Regions from separate parts of the Mus musculus genome. Here region 2 is linked to region 1. The links are chromatin contacts, found by POLR2A ChIA-PET in ENCODE. All regions are on one chromosome and are shown on one strand. Each heading gives the region's core, a stretch centred on a gene start or an enhancer-like site at or near the end of the contact. The rest is flanking DNA. Distances are from core to core; before and after follow the strand shown.

What was found. ChIA-PET counts read pairs that join two places held with the same protein, here RNA polymerase II (POLR2A).
Region 2: POLR2A ChIA-PET joins it to region 1 with 17 read pairs in Patski. The contact joins the promoter of Usp4 here to the promoter of Nicn1 in region 1. POLR2A ChIA-PET finds 5 or more read pairs at or near these places in 4 of 5 experiments (Patski and embryonic stem cell).

Annotation. Positions count from the first base shown.
Region 1 is chr9:108,288,846-108,291,855 of GRCm38, reverse strand. It overlaps Nicn1 (nicolin 1), which reads right to left and starts at 1,413. Exons shown (of 6, transcript NM_025449.4): 1 at 1,194-1,413. The coding sequence starts at 1,325.
Region 2 is chr9:108,346,261-108,349,144 of GRCm38, reverse strand. Usp4 (ubiquitin specific peptidase 4 (proto-oncogene)) reads right to left here and starts at 1,314. Exons shown (of 22, transcript NM_011678.2): 1 at 1,127-1,314. The coding sequence starts at 1,227.

The DNA.
Region 1 (3,010 bases), core at 164-2,663:
TAATAGTAGGGCCGGGCAGTGGTGGCCCACGCCTTTAATCCCAGCACTTGGGAGGCAAAGGCAGGCAGATTTCTGAGTTTGAGGCCAGCCTGGTCTACAGAGTGAGTTCCAGGACAGCCAGGGCTACACAGAGAAACCCTGTCTCGAAAAACAAAAAGCAACAGCAAAAAAGAAGAATAGTAGGATCCTGCACTGGAGGGGTTTGGGGAGCCTAGAGTACCAACTGCCATAGCAGTAGTTTCCATCTCGATGCACACCAGCATCACCTATGGAACTTAAACAAAACAAAACAAAACACACAAAAGCACAGATATCAGGACTAGAGAGATGGCTCAGCAATGAAGAGTACTTGGTGCTCTTGCAGAGGACCAGGTTTGGTTCCCAGCACCTACACGGCACCTCACAGCTGTTCATAACTCCAGTTCCAGAGGATTCAGAACCTTTTTCTGGCCTCTACTAGTACCAGCCATGCACAAGGTATATATGCAGACATGCAAAAACAACACTCATAGATTTAAAATAAAGCTTTTTTAAAATAAAAATATTAAATAAGTAAATAAAAATATAGATGTCAAAGATCCACCTCAAACACACTGACTCAGATTTTCCAGGGTCGGATCAATTAACTAGGTTTCCCCAGATTGTTGGGAAGCAACATCTTGCGAGAGAATGACATATTGTAATACAAAGCACATAGAGCCAAGAGGGTGGGTAAGGGAAGGATGCTATGCCATTAGAGGTAGCCTTTGTCCTGTGTTGAGGTCATGCAACGCCCTGTCACTGTCAGTTGAAATGGAAGAACAACTAGGGATTGGAAACAAGTCACCAGGAGGACCTAGATGAAGGCTAGGTTGCACCTGACCTGTGGCAGGGGCCACTGGAATGGTACGTTTGCATCATTGTTTGACGATTGCAGCTACGGCCGAAATCAAATATCCTCTCACTTGTACTGAGATTCAAATTGTAGTTCCAGTGATATCCTGGGCACTGGGAAGAGATGCTGAAGAGGATAGGACGGGAAACTCTAGTCTATTTAATAAAGCTTATTAATAAAGACTGTAAATGCTTCTGAATAGGCCCAATTCGCAAAAGCAAGAGACACTGTAGAAGCTGTGTAAATGCCTAGGAAACGCCCAAGTTACTAGGTATTCCCCGCCCAGAAGCCTTGATCGCTTATATGGGGGGTTGCTCACCTCGAAAGGCGCGATGTTGGGAAAAGTGACATCGACGACCAGCACGCCAGGCCGACCTTGAGAGGTCCTCATGTCGCCCACTTGCAGGGCTACAGTGCTTTTCACATGACAGGGCACCAACACACGGGACATGATTTGGGAGATTACAACCAAGCAAAATCACCGCTCACAGTCTCCATCCAACCACTAGCTCTTATTGGCGTCCCTTATCAACCAAAAGAACTACAACTCCCAGGCCACATAACGTTTGTAACAGTTCAGCCAATCACCGATGATCAGGGCGGGTCAAGAGTCGGAAATGTCAACGGAAGTTCTTCTTCAACCAATCATCCTCGCGTCTGTAAGTCCCTCCCGGGCTGCTCCGGGCAACCGTCGAGCCGTTCTTTATCCAAAGGATCCAGAATGCTTTGGGCTGTCTTATCCCTCACTTAAATTCTGCTACTTTATTAGGTTAAGATGTATAAAACAATCAGGCGTTTAGTGTCACTCGCTTTCAATCCCGGCACTTGGGAGGCAAAGGCAGGCAGGTCTCCGAGTTCGAAGCCAGTCTGGTCTACAGAGAGTTCCAGGACAGCCAAGGATGTTACACAAAGGAATTATTTCTCCATAGCATCCACAAGATCCATCTGGGTACAACCCGAGGTATATGGCAACTTAAGGGATATGGCACCTTTTCCTGACCTCGGAACTATGGTATTTTTAAAACTACAAACCAGATCAGGTATATTGGTGCAAGCCTTTAATCCCAACATTGAGGAGGCAGAGTCAGAAGCAGGTGAATCACTGAGAGTTTAAAACCAATCTGATTTACAAAGAGAGTTCCAAGCCAGTCCTGTCTCAAAAACAAACAAACAAACAAACAAAGTGGGGTCACAAGGTATTGATTCACTCCTGTAATCCCACCAAAATTGTAAAATTTAGTTAAGAAATAAAATGCCAGGCATTGGTGACACTTTAGTTAACCCAGCACTTGGAAGGTAGAAGCAGAATCGGTAAGATCAGAGGTTCAAGGCTAATCTCATGAATGTAGTAGGTTTCAGGTTAGCTTGGGCTATGTGAGGCCCTAGCTAAAAAAAAAAAAAAAAAAAAAAAAAAAAAAAAGCAAAACAGTCAATAAATTGATTGACCGGAGAAGAGGCAAATACTTGGTTTGGGATTTGTTTATTTTTTGAGACAAGATCTCACTACAGATGTAGATGAAGCAAACCTCAAATTCAGAGAGATCCATCTGCCTCCATAATTCTGGGATTAAAGGTATGTGTTATCATGCCAACCTACCAAGTTTTCCTTTTACATTTTATATTGAGGCATTTGGGAACATTAAAGAATCTGAGGTGTATGGTCAGGAATTTCAGTCCATGCAGCAGGAGAGATGGCTTAGCAGTTAAAAGCCCCTGCTACTTTTCCAGAGAATGAAGTTTAGTTCCCAAAACTCCCATCAGGCTCCAATGAATGCCTGTAACTTAAATGCTCTCTTCTGGCCTCTAGGGAAATTTGAACTTATGTGTACATACCCCTACACAGCCCCTTGTGCATTGCGTACACATAGCTTAAAATTAAACCTAGCAGTGGTGGTACACACTTTAATCCCAGCACTCAGGAGGCCGAGGTAGGTAGATCTCTCTGAGTTTTGAGGTCAGCCTGGTCTACAGAGCAAGTTTCAGGACAGCCAAGACTACACAGAGGCACCCTCTCTTTGTGTATGTGTGGTGGGAAGAGGGATTCCTGGGAAATGATCCAGTGAGTAAGAGCACTTGCTATGCAAGCTTGAGGACCTGAGTTCGAGTCCCCCAAACCTCTGTTAAAAATAAAAGAAA
Region 2 (2,884 bases), core at 65-2,564, 57 kb before region 1:
TGGCAGCAATACTCCTCCAGGACTAAGACTACAGGCATGAGCATCCAGACCAACCTGAATATTCTTTCTGTGTCATCCCTTTGCAGAATTTCTAAAGTACCTCTCTCTATTTGTCTGGCCTTTCACTGGCTCAATTTAAACACCATAAACTACACCTAGACCACACCCCAAACACATAAGTTCTGTTCTCTTTTTCAGTCCTCATATTGGTCATAATCAATGAGAAACCTACCCTATTATTTGACTCCTACACAGCAGCACCACCCAGGCATTTCTCCCCGACTGGGGAGTACAATCCCTTCTAGTTAACAATCTCTTAAGAGGCCTCATATTTGAATCTGCTCTAGTAAACCTGGAACTTTTTTTTTGGGGGGGGGGTGCTGCTCACTGTATGAGACCAGCCCTGAACCTACAGCAATCCTACAGCCTCTGCTCCTGCAAACCAATAAAGCATATGCCAGCGTGCCTGGCAAAGTCTTGTAACTTTCGATCTTCTATTTTGCTCCAGGAGTCAAGCTCCCCTCCCTTCCCCTCCCCTCCCACTCTTACATCTAACTACTGCTACAATTGTCCCGGACCATCTGACAACTGGCTTCTAGTTTTTGGCTTTGAATCCTGTCCCACGGTTTACAAGTTACAAAGTATCACAGTTTACAAGTTACAAAGTATCCACTTCGGATCCTCTCTCCACGCCAGGAGCGTCCTAAGCCACAAATTGCTACCGAGGTTTTAATTGTTAAGGATCGGAGGTGTGTAAGGGGTGGAAACTTCCCCCACCAAGGTCACCATCAAGCGCCCAAGTCTTCGGTGGTTAAGTGCTTTCCCCCACCTTCCCGCTCCCGCCGACCCCAGCGCGCCCCCTTTTCTATATTCTACACCCCCTGTCCCCGCCGGTCCAAGACTACTGTGAATCCGAATGGACCGGGACAAACCCCACGCCTGTCAGCGCTGTCCCCCAGCTGATCCCGGGGTTTCTTTCATCAGCGGCCGCTGTCAAGCCACTCTTTCAGACTCCAGGCACCGCCCCCGGCCCGCCTCCACCTAAAACTGAGGACAGAGGTCCGGCCTGAGGGCCAGCGAGCCGGCTAGACGCTCTGCGCCGCAGGAGGGCAGGGCGGACGCTCACCACTGCGCCCCACGTTGGAGCGTGGTCCCCATCAAGGCTCCGAGCTCCGTCTTCTGGGTCTCCACATCCGGTCGCTCACGGCTGCCCCGGCCTTCCGCCATCTCGTCCGCCGCCCCGGCCCAGCCGGCCCGGACATCCGCCTAGCGCACGGCGTGCTATGGGCCGCGCCCACGCACGCACGTAACCACGCACGTGCGCGCGCCCGGCACCGCCGTCGACTTTCGCCTCTTCTCCCCGCCCCCACGCGCTGTTAACCCCCCCCCGCCCCCTCCGGAGCCGAAGCGGACAGAAGCAGGCTGGACGCCCAGAGGCGGCGGCCACATCCACCCGTGTCTGAGCGGCTCCTGCGATCTGACTGCTGGCCCGCCCTCGACCCATCAGTCACTCGCTCCATCCTGGCCTGTGAGGTTAGCCTGATGCTAAATCCGTGCAGGAGGAGCCTGCCGCTTGCTTTTCTTGTTTCCACTCGGTTCCATGCGGCTTTCAGCAAGACTGCCTAAATGCGAGATTGAATTTACTGCCTCGGCAGCCCCTGTAGCCAAGTGCACACGGACGCATTGAGATCTGGACTGTCCGGTGTGGTCCAGCCATTAATAGTTGTTTCAAACAAGGGCCGGCGCGATGGCTACGTGGGTGACAACTGGGTTTGATCCCCAGAACCCGTGTAAAAGTGGAAAAAGAAAACTGACTCTTTAAAGTTGTCCTTTGTTCTCGACACAGACACTGTGGCACGCGTTCGCCAAACAGGCACACAATAGTGAAATTTGTTGTTTGTTTGGGACAGGTTTCTTCTAGCTGCTGTCCTGGAGCTGTTTATGTAATCTAGGCTAGTCTCGAATTTAGGCCCATTTGCCCTTTTCTCCAGAGTGCTGGGATTAAAAGCATACATCACCACACCTGCAAAAAACAAAAATAAAGTCATAAATAGACGCAAAAAACAAAGTTGTCTTAAACAACTTTGTATCCTGTCAGCCATCCAGGTCAAGGAGAGAGTAGCAACCACCGAAGCCGACAGAGGTCCAGGCATCTTAATTTTTTCCTGAAACAATGATTCCGTTTTCTTCCGGGCGGTGATGGCACAGGCTTTTAACCCAGCACTCAGGAGGCAGAGGTAGGCAGATCTCTGAATTCGAAGCCAGCCTGGTCTACAGAGAGAATTTTAGGACAACCAAGGCTACAAGAAACCCTGTCTTGAGGAGAAGAAGAAGAAGAAGAAGAAGAAGGAGAAGGAGGAGAAGGAGGAGGAGAAGGAGGAGAAGAAGGAGGAGGAGGAGAAGAAGGAAAAGGAGAAGGAGAAGGAGAAAAGGAGAAGGAGGAGGAGGAGGAGGAGGAGGAGGAGGAGGAGGAGGAGGAGGAGGAGAAGGAGAAGGAGAAGGAGAAGGAGAAGGAGAAGGAGAAGGAGAAGAAGAAGAAGAAGAAGAAGAAGAAGAAGAAGAAGAAGAAGAAGAAGAAAAAGAAAAGATTGCAAGTCTTGAAAATCTTGCTCTGGAACAGGTTTAAAAGCATGGTAGAAAGCCATCTGTGGAGATGCCCGGGCAACTGGTGAGCTTTTGCTTTTCAGGCAAATCCTGTTTTGTTTCGGTTTTTTTTTTTTCGAGACAGGGTTTCTCTGTGTAGCCCTGGCTGTCCTGGAACTCACTCTGTAGACCAGACTGACCTTGAACTCAGAAATCCGCCTGCCTCTGCCTCCTGCTGTGGTTAAAGGTGTGCACCACCACACCTGGCACAAATCCTGTTCTTAACAGTAAGGCAAGTAAA